Regions from separate parts of the Homo sapiens genome. Here region 2 is linked to region 1. The links are chromatin contacts, found by Hi-C or POLR2A ChIA-PET in ENCODE. All regions are on one chromosome and are shown on one strand. Each heading gives the region's core, a stretch centred on a gene start or an enhancer-like site at or near the end of the contact. The rest is flanking DNA. Distances are from core to core; before and after follow the strand shown.

The links. A loop is a pair of places that touch in the nucleus more often than their neighbours do. ChIA-PET counts read pairs that join two places held with the same protein, here RNA polymerase II (POLR2A).
Region 2: a map of posterior vena cava shows a loop between it and region 1 (5-fold over the local background). The contact joins two enhancer-like sites. A Hi-C loop is called at or near these places in 1 of 168 maps with a recorded cell type or tissue (posterior vena cava). POLR2A ChIA-PET finds 5 or more read pairs at or near these places in 1 of 52 experiments (H1).

The regions. Positions count from the first base shown.
Region 1 is chr19:14,548,669-14,554,035 of GRCh38, forward strand. The region is part of intron 1 of TECR (trans-2,3-enoyl-CoA reductase); the gene reads left to right. It also overlaps a transcript of DNAJB1 not described here. Among named protein-coding and RNA genes, the nearest start is that of NDUFB7, 21 kb to the right of the region's middle. RefSeq lists an enhancer at 3,013-3,512. Within about 2 kb of position 2,888, at least 23 of the 41 ENCODE cell types and tissues checked have a DNase peak (open chromatin) inside an H3K27ac peak, as active enhancers do.
Region 2 is chr19:16,118,370-16,123,284 of GRCh38, forward strand. It overlaps RAB8A (RAB8A, member RAS oncogene family), which reads left to right. Exons shown (of 8, transcript NM_005370.5): 3 at 3,381-3,441. It overlaps HSH2D-AS1 (HSH2D and RAB8A antisense RNA 1), which reads right to left. Exons shown (of 2, transcript NR_199156.1): 2 at 3,470-4,915. Among named protein-coding and RNA genes, the nearest start is that of RAB8A, 8.9 kb to the left of the region's middle. RefSeq lists enhancers at 445-534, 695-754, 1,235-1,284, 1,705-1,754. Within about 2 kb of position 1,287, at least 15 of the 41 ENCODE cell types and tissues checked have a DNase peak (open chromatin) inside an H3K27ac peak, as active enhancers do.

The DNA.
Region 1 (5,367 bases), core at 1,638-4,137:
CCAGGTTCAAGCAATTCTCCTGTCTCAGCCTCCCAAGTAGCTGGGATTACAGGCACGCATCACCACGTCTGGCTAATTTTTGTATTTTGGTAGAGACGGGTTCACCATGTTGGCCAGGCTGGTCTCAAACTCCTGATTTCAAGTGATCTGCTCACTTTGGCCTCCCAAAGTGCTGTGATTACAGGCGGGAGCCACCGCATCCAACCATCTCAGACATCTCAGCAGCAGTGATACCACTGTGGCAGCCACAGATGACATCCAGTGAGCATGGCGTGTTCAATACAACTCTATTTATGGACACCAAAATTTGAATTTAATTTTCACATATCATGAAATAGGTTTCTTTGATTTTTTTTTTCCATCCGCTTAAAAAGGTAAAAACGTCATGTATTTTTTAAAAGATAAAACAAAAGTTAAAGCCATTTTTAGTCGGTTCAAAAGCCGGCAGTAGACCAGAGTTGCCCTATCGGCTGTAGTTTGCTGACCCATTTGTCTAAGCCATCATTACCTTCACAGAATTATTTCCACAACCTTTAATTGGACTTTTTTTTTTTTTTTTTTTTGAGATGGAGTCTCACTCTGTCGCCAGGCTGGGGTGCAGTGGTGCGATCTCAGCTCACTGCAACCTCTGCCTCCCGGGTTCAAGCAGTTCTCCTGCCTCAGCCTCCCAAGGAGCTGGGACTACAGGCATGCGCCACCATGCCCAGCTAACTTTTGTATTTGTCATAGAGATGGGGTTTCACCATATTGGCCAGGCTAGTCTTGAACTCCTAGTCTTGAAGACCTTGTGATCTGCCCTCCTTGGCCCCCTAACCCGGCTAAGTTTTTAAAAGTTTTTGTAGAGATAAGGGTCTTACTATGTTGCCCAGCCTGGCCTCAAACTCTTGGGCTCAAGTGATCCTCCTGCCCTGGCCTCCCAAAGTGCTGGGATTACAGGCATGAGCCAGCGTACCTGACCTGCACTCAGCTTTTGGCCTCTTTATAAAATACTGTAGGCCAGGCGCAGTGGCTCACGCCTGTAATCCCAGCACTTAGGGAGGCTTAGGCGGGCAGATCACGAGGTCAGGAGTTTGAGACGAGCCTGACCAACATGGTGAAACCCCATCTCTACTAAAAATACAAAAATTAGCTGGGCATGGTGGCATGCACCCGTAATCCCAGCTACTCAGGAGGCTGAGGCAGGAGAATCACTGGAACTCGGCATGCGGAGGTTGCAGTGAGCCGAGATTGTGCCACTGCGCTCCAGCCTGGGCAACACAGTGAGACTCTGTCTCAAAAAAAAAAATAAAAAAAATAAACTATACACCTGCCCCCTTCAACTGCCACTCCCTGTCCCCTTTCCTTTCTTTCTTCTTTCCATGTCGCACGTCACCTTTGAACATATTACATATAGCGATTTATTTCATTGTCACTCTTTCTTTGCCAAGATGTGAGTTCCATGCGAGCAGGGATTTTTGTCTCTCCTTCTATAGCTGAACCCCACAGTCCTTAACAGGGCCTGGCATGTGTCAGTGAACAAACGAGCCTCAGTTTCCTTACCTGCAAAAGAGGATGAATACATTGTAAAGGAGATGATTCGTGTTGAGGATGAGCCTCCGTGCCTGGCTGGTTGTGAGTGGGCGGGTGGTGTTAGCTGCCGCCGCGTGTATAAAGCCTGCCACGTAGATCCCAGTCTAGGCTCTTTGGCAAGCTGAGCTCATGGGGGTGGACTAACCTGTCTGCTGGACTCGGGCAGTCGGGGGTTGGCCCGGATGAGCTCCTCCTGCTCCTCCAGTCAGTTTGTATCTGCAGGGCTCAGCCTCTGGCCCCCTTCCAGCTTCCTGGTCCGACAGCGCCTTCCTGCCCTGAGTTGGAGAGAGACCCAGGTGTCGTCCCCAACTGCCACCCAGCTGTGGGTGCAGGGATGCAGTTCTGGACCATCCCCTGGGGGTCTGGGACCTGGGGAGTTGAGTGTTTGGCCTTTACACTGGAGCTCCTTGAGGGCTGGCCCCAGCGGCCAGGAGTGTCAGTTTTTTGGTTTGTTTGTTTTTTAGATGGAGTCTTGCTCTGTTGCACATGCAGCAGTATAGTGGCGTGATCTCAGCTCACTGCAACCTTCACCTCCTGGGTTCATGCGATTCTCCTGTCTCAGCCTCCCCCGTAGCTGGGACTACAGGCCCGTACCACTATGCCCAGCTAATTTTTGTAGAGACAGGGTTTCACCATGTTAGCCAGGCTGGTGTCGAACTCCTGACCTCAGATGATCTGCCCACCTTGGCCTCCCAGAGTACTGGGATTACAGGCATGAACTACCACACCCGGCCGCTCCTTTTACTTATGAGGACACTCCTTTCTCTTATTAAGTCCACCTTAAATTCAGGATAATGTCATCTTAAGATCCTTAATTATATCTGCAAAGACACTATTTTTTTTTCTTTTTTTGATATGGAGTCTTGCTTTGTCACCCAGGCTGGAGTGCAGTGGTGCGATCTCGGCTCACTGCAACCTCCACCTCCCAGGTTCATAACGATTCTCCTGCCTCAGGCTCCTGAGTAGCTGGGATTACAGGCACCCACCACCACACCCAGCTAATTTTTTTGTATTTTTAGTAGAGATAGGGTTTCATCATGTTGGCCAGGCTACTCTCGAACTCCTGACCTCAGGTGATCCACCCACCTCGGCCTCCCAGAGTACTGGGATTACAGGCGTGAGCCACTGCACCTGGCCAATTATTATATTTTGTGTAGAGAAGGAGTTTTGACATGTTGCACAGGCTGCAGGAATTCCCTAATTCCTAAGCAGTCCCTGTGTTAGATGGTCTTGCAGGCACACCCATTTACTAGTTGGAGAAGCAGACAGGCAAGGCAGGTCTGACACCGCCCCCTGTGGCAGTGCCTCTCAGTCAGCATTGAGGACGCGCCCCTGCTTTTCTAGGCCCATTGGCTGTCTTAGCTAGTGACAGGAAAACATGCAGGAGGCATTGCCACAGCTGTAAACCCTGCCTGGGCCCCGCTGTGGTATGAGTTGCTGATAGACCTTTTGCTCTGGTACAGCCTGGCTGTGTGAGGCTGTGGGGCAGAGGCCAGCGGGCTGGGTCCTCAGGCCAGGCAGAGAGGCTCAGTTCTTGGTGTCTGCTGGAGGATCGCATCCAGGGTGGTGGGTTTTTTGTTTTTTTGTTTTTGTTTTTCTTTTGTTTGGTTTTACCCTTATTTCTTTATTTCTTCCTTTCTTCCTCTTTTTCTTTCCTTTCTCTCTCTCTCTCTCCCCCTCCCTCCCTCCCTCTCTCTCTCCCTCCCTCCCTCTCTCTCTCTCTCTCTCTCTCTCTTTCTCTCTTTTTTTTTTTTTGAGATGGAGTCTCGCTCTGTCGCCCAGGCTGGAGTGCAGTCAGTGGTGCAGTCATAACTCAGCCTTGACCTCCTGGGCTCAAGCAGTCCATCTACCTTGGCCTCCCAAAGTGCTGAGATTACAGGCATGAGCCACCGCGCCTGGCCTTTTTCTTTTCTTTCTTTCTTTCTTTCTTTTTTCTTTTTTTTTTTTTTTGAGATAGCGTGTCTTCTGTCCCCCAGGCTGGAGTGCAGTGGTGCAATGATAGGTCACTGCAGCCTTGACCTCCCGGGCTCAAGCAATCCTCCCAGTCTGGCCTCCCAAACTGCTGGGATTATAGGCGTGAGCCACCGTGCCCGGCCTGCCTTTTCCTTTCTCTGTTGCACATAGCCCTGCTCTCTAGGATGGAGGCATTATTTTATTGTAGGAGCTTTGGGCCTGAGCAAGCTGGGTGGACACTCACATGGGCACTTCCAGGCTACTTACCTTGGGCGAGGGCTTCCTCGTTCCCAAGCCCCAGTTTTCCAAGCCACGTAACAGGCATCACAGTCTTTTTCTTTTCTTTTCTTTTCTTTTTTTTTGAGAGGAGTCTCGTTCTGTCGCCCAGGCTGGAGTGCAGTGGCGCAATCTCTGGCTCACTGCAAGCTCCGCCTCCCGGGTTCACGCCATTCTCCTGCCTCAGCCTCCCGAGTAGCTGGGACTACAGGCACCCGCCACCATGCCCGGCTAACTTTTTTTGTACTTTTAGTAGAGACGGGGTTTCACTGTGTTAGCCAGGATGGTCTTGATCTCCTGACCTCGTGATCCACCCGCCTCGGCCTCCCAAAGTGCTGGGATTACAGGTGTGAGCCACTGCGCCCGGCCCAGTCTTTTTCTTATAGGGCCTGGGTGAGGCCTGGGTGGCAGTCTCAGCATAGTCCTAGGTACAGGGTGAGCATCTGATAGATGTCACGTCTGAATGAAACGGGCGAGATCAGCGTCGCTCTGGGTGGGCCAGTGCTCCTCGGAGGCCCTGAGGGCACAACCGCAGGGATGGGTGTAGGCTGTGGGTACCACTGAGAATGGGGGGCAGGCCCAGGGCTGAGACCCAGGTTCTCCAACTTCCCACTGTGTTTGTCTTGTGCCATATTCATCCTCTATGAATGGCTGTGGCTGCTCGCCCAAGCCAGGAGCTCGTGCGTCCGATGACCATCTTCCAAGGCTGGATTGCTACCTGCTCGCTCGGGGCTCTGCTGGATGGGAACAGCAGCTCCAGCTTCTCCGGGTCCCGGGCTACCGCTGCCTCTGCACCTGGCCCTGGCCTCGGATCCGAGAGCCCAGAGACATTGGCATTGAGACCCTGGCACCTCTCGTCTTGCCAGCACAGGTAGAAGACAGGAGCAGAGCGGTCCAGGGACCTGGGAGTGGGAGGTCAGCCACTCTCAGCCCTTCCTCCCCACCCTGGGTGACATTCTGCTTCCACTGTGGCGCCTCGGGGAGGCTGGTGCAGCCGCCCCCGGGTGCCACTGAGAAACGAGGTCATACACTGAGGCCACTGGGGAAGGTGGTATTTCTGGCCGAGCAGGTGTGGCCTGTGCAGGGTTCCTGGCAGCTGAGCCCTAGGTCTTCTCAGCCATCCTGGCATTAGCAGGTTGACTTGATATTTCTGGAAGTGGGAAGGAAAGGGAGCCGAGAGGGCTGAGCCGCTGAGCCGGAGTCCAGATGAATGTGCCGGAGTCTCTGCATTTGTGATGGGGGCGAGGTGATGGGGGCGAGGTGGCCGGCGTGGCTCTGGGCATGATCGGGCCAGGCCTCCGACCTCTATGCTGGGCATTGGCTGGACAGGGAGCTCAGGCGATGAGTGCAGCAGCGCTTGTGCCCGGCGCGGGGATGGTGAGTGCCTGGCTGGCCAGCTGCAGGACCTGTCAGGCCCTTTGTGTCTTTACCTGGGGCCCTGGTTGCACTGACCAGGGCTCGCACCCCCAGCCAGGCCTCTTGTGCCCCAGACTCGGGAGATGCTTCCTACCAGGAAGTGCAGTCCCCTGCGGGGTCCGAGAGAGCCTGCCGGAGCTTTGAGCTCAACAG
Region 2 (4,915 bases), core at 37-2,536, 1.6 Mb after region 1:
CTGTGACCTTGGCCTCCATTTCTTGGTGCCCAGTCCTGGCACATGGGGCTTTCTCCAGAAGCTCCTGGAGGTTTATACCCAGCCCAGAGAGCTGTCCTCTGCTGGCTGCAGGGCACCAGGGCCTACAGCATCATAGGCACAAAGCTGCCCAGCCCTGGCTAGCTCAGTGTTCCACAGTGGGCACCATCTGGGTCTGGCCTTCAGAGTGGGCTGCTTCTGTTGAACGGGAAGAGAGCCCTCTCAGTGCCAGGTGCTGGTGACGCCTGCAGGGACTGTGAGATGCCCCAGCCGAGAGTTTCCTTTTGAGCCTCTCAACCCACTCAGAAGCATAAAGGTCCAACTTCACTTCCTCTTTTCTCCCCTGGGGCAGGCCTGGCCTCCCTTCCTAGCGTACAGACCGAAACCCCAAACCGAAATTAAGCGGAGGGCCGGGCCCCATGTTGAGACCTGTTTCCATTCCTGAGAACTAAGGGTGACTTCCCATGCACATACAATTAGGGAAGTGGGGAGACTCCAAGTCGCCATCGCTGGCCTGATTCTAGTTTGCTGAGACTGAGTTCAGGTGGCGGGTATAGTGGGGTCCTGCCCTGCACACATGCCACTCGCACAGAGTCACTGGCCCTGAGCAAAACAAAGAGAAGTCACATTTAAGAGCATGGTGCAATTTCCCTGTCACCCAAACCAGGCAAGTGCCTTTGAGTGGGAGCAGTGTGCCAGGAGATGGGCCACGAAGTCATCCTCCCTCAAGTCTCAAAGTTTGACCGGTCACCCCCACTTGCCAGTTTCAGGGAGCCCCACAGCTACCCTTGACTCCAGGTGCTATTCACCTCTTCTTTTTTTTTCTTCTTTTTTTGAGACGGAGTTTCGCTCTTGTCGCCTAGGCTGGAGTGCAATGGCGCGATCTTGTCTCACCGCAACCTCTGCCCCCCGGGTTCAAGTGATTCTCCTGCCTCAGCCTCCCAAGTAGCTGGTATTACAGGCATGCACCACCACGCCCAACTAATTTTGTATTTTTAGTAGAGACGGGGTTTCTCCATGTTGGTCAGGCTGGTCTCCAACTCCCGACCTCAGGTGACCCACCCACCTCGGCCTCCCAAAGTGCTGGGATTATAGGCGTGAGCCACCACGCCCGGCCCTACTGTTCACCTCTTAATCTGACTTTGGGAGTCGGGTAGGTTTAACTTGCAGTTCATCCTGCAGACATTGGTAGTAAGTCAAGCTCTGGCTGCCTTGTAAGTTCCAAGCCATGGAAGTTTCTCCACTTCCAGCACGTTGGTGCCATGTCACCCTTTGTTCCCAAGTCCAAAGTGACACTGCATCAGCAAGCAGAAGTTTCACTTTCCTCCTGCCTTCCTGCTTCTGCTCTTAGCAATCGTGGTGAGGTTAGTGACTCAAAACTCTTCTAAGGACTGTAGTTGAAAAAAAAATGACTGGTTTTTTTTTTTGTTTCTTTGTTTTTTTGAGACAGAGTTTTGCTCTTGTTGCCCAGGCTGGAGTGCAGTGGCACGATTTTGGCTCACTGCAACCTCCGCCTCCTGGGTTCAGGCAATTCTTCTGCCTCGGCCTCCCAAGTAGCTGGGATTACAGGTGCCTGCCACCACGCTCGGCTAATTTTGTATTTTTAGTAGAGACGGGGTTTCGCCATGTTGGCCAGGTTGGCTTCGAACCCCTGAATTCAGGTGATCCACCCGCCTCGGCCTCCCAAAGTGCTGGAATTACAGGCGTGAGCCACCGCACCTGGCAAAAATGACTGTTTTTAACCACTCATGTCTCCTGCTGCTGGTGTCAGAAAGTCAGCTTAGCTCCAAGCAAGGTGTTTCTGCACAATCCAGACGTATAGAGCCCTCCGGGTCCCAGCAGGGCCGTGGGAGGAACCCTGGGCTTGGAGACAAAAGACCTGAGTCTTGCCCTGGCTCTGTCACCAATCAGTTAGGTCACCTTTAATTTTTTTTTTTTTTTTTTTGACAAAGTCTCACTCTGTCACCCAGGCTGGAGTGCAGTGGCATGATCTCAGCTCACTGCAACCTCCACTTCCTTGGTTCAAGCAATTCTCGTGCTTCAGCTTCCCGAGTAGCTGGGATTACAGGCACCTGCCACCATGCCTGGCTAACTTTTGTATTTTTAGTAGACAGGGTTTCACCATGTTGGTCAGGCTGATCTCAAACTCCTGACCTCAGGTGATCTGCTGGCCTCAGCCTCCCAAAGTGCTGAGATTACGGGAGTGAGCCAACACGCCTGGCTTTTTTTTTTTTTTTTCCTGAGACAGAGTCTTACTCTGTCACCCATGCTGGAATATAGCGGCACGATCTCAGGTCACTGCAACCTCCACCTCCCAGGTTCAAGCGATTGTTGTGTCTCGGCCTCCTAAGTAGCTGGGACTACAGATCCACGCCATCATGCCCGCCTAATTTTTGTATTTTTAGTAGAGATGAGGTTTCATTGTGTTGGTCAGGCCGGTCTCGAACTCCTGGCCTCAGGTGATCCACCCGCCTCGGCCTCTTAAAGTGCTGGGATTACAGATGTAAGCCACTGCACCAGGCCAGTTAGGTTACCTTTTTTTTTTTTGAGACGGAGTCTTGCTCTGTCACCCAGGCTGGAGTACAGTGGTGCAATCTCGGCTCACTGCAGCCTCCACCTCCTGGGTTCCAGCAGTTCTCCTGCCTCAGCCTCCCAGGTAGCTGGGATTACAGGCACGTGCCACCATGCCTGGCTAATTTTTGTATTTTTTGTAGGGACGGGGTTTCACCAAGTTGGCCAGGCTGGTCTCAACCTCCTGACCTCAGGTGGTCCACCTGCCTCGGCCTCCCAAAGTGCTAGGATTACAGATGTGAGCCACTGCGCCCGGCCAGTTAGGTTACCTACCTTTAAACCAAACACTAAGTACCCTTCAAGCCAGGAGCTGGACTGGGCATGGGTATGTCTTACCCAGGCATCACCTCCCGGGCAATAGGCCCTGTGTTCCTTGTCATGCAGATGAGGAGGGACTTTCCCCATCATTCAAACCAAGATGGCAGGCCTGAAAGCTTTTCCTGAGTCCCAGCCACCCTCAACAGCAAGAGCTATGTTCCTGAGCCACATGACTGGCTCTTCTGTGAACCAGAAACTCCAGGGAGAATTCCCTGGAAGCAAAGGTGCAGAAGAGGAGAAGGCGCATGGGTCAGGGATCCCATCATGGCTCTGCCACATCAAATGACCCCTCCAGGCCACAGTGTCCTTCCCTGTAATAATAGGGAGATTAGAAGGTGCTGCCTTAGCAGAAGAAGGTATCACAGTGGCTGAACGGTGAGAAAGCCAGGCATCCCGGGTAGATGCTCCTTGTCTCCTACTGAGGACAGTTATTTTCCTTTAATGTTGCTAATATCCCTTCTCTTCATGTTTAGGGACACAGCCGGTCAGGAACGGTTTCGGACGATCACAACGGCCTACTACAGGGGTGCAATGGTAGGGACTTTTTGTTTGGTTGTTTTTATCTGCTTTTTAAGTCAACATGGGAGCGTCACTGTGCATTGGTTACCGAAGCCTAGATGTTTCTGTGGAGCCCGTGCCCCAACTCCTCAGGGCTCCTTGGTCCCAAGTTAGTCTTAGGAACAGGCTTTGTGCCCCGGCCTACCCCCATGTACATACCTCCCCTTCTGGCTGCAGAGACAATGCAAGGTTTAAATAAAGTGGAAACATAATTCTTTGGGAATGAAGAAAGACACAGGAAGCCGGTTCTTCCAGGTGAGCTCAGTGCAGTTAAAGCCGGCATGCCCCGACTTTTAGGAGCTGTCACATGACCTGCATCTGTCTCTGAAATTTGCTACCAAAAGCTTGAAGATCTTCCAGGAGCTGACCTGCCCTGGGCTGTCGGCCGTTATATCCGTCACCCAGGCCTGAGGCGGGATGACGTGATGGGAAGACTCAGTCATCATCCCTCAAAACATTTCTCAAGCACCTTCTCTGGGCCAGGCCTTAACTAGATGCAGAAGGCGGCCAGGGATGGGACGAGGTCCTGTGTCAGGGGCCCTGTGTGTACATGGCAGGGCATTCAGGGGTAGAGGGAGCAGGAGGTGGAGCCCCTGGACCTGACCTGAGACCCTGGCTTGCCCACTGAGCTCCATCTCCTGACTTGGAAAAGGGAACGGAGCACAGCACTGTGTCTCGGGCTGTGCTGAGGATAAACGGCTGCCTCTCCCCATTCCCAGGTCCCTCTGCTCCCCACTCTTTCCTCCGCATACCCCATCATTTAATTGCTCAGGCAGCTGCCTGTTTCCTCGATGAGGGCAGCGCCACATCCTGGTCCCTGCCATCTGCCTGGCCCCGGGGAACCTGCTGGGTCTGCAGTAGTTGCTCAGGAAAGACTTGTGGAGGGTGGAGATGGAAGGAGGCATTATGTGTTTAGAGCATCCCACACGGCATCCGAAACCTCATGGCAACCCACTCGTGTGGGCTGCAGCCTTAGTGTGCCTCAGTAAAATTAATGTATTTCTTTCCCCCCACCTCACAGTTCTCTGGTGGAGGGTGGGCAGGCGGCCTGAGGGCACTGGGGTCTTGGGGAGCTTCAGCCTCTGGAGAAAACTGTGACCTGGGGCCTGTCCCGATCTTCTCTGGGCCCAAATAGCCACCTTCCACCCTGCCCTGACCACCAAGCCCTCCCCTGCACCAGGCAGTGGGCCCAGGTCTTAGCTCAGATTATCTCATTGCATTTTGGCTGTGAACCTCTTTGTGCAGGCGCCATTGTCATCCCTGTTTTATAACAAAGAACCTGAGGTTTGGCCCGGTGGCCTGCCCCGCTGAAGTTCACTCAGCAGGTAAATGGCTAGGCTGGGCTGGGCTGTTTGTCTCTAGCACCCACATCCTCAACCAGCACCAAGATGATCGTGGCTTTCCATCCTCCTAGACCCAGGCCAACCTGAACAGATGCCACCACTGGCTG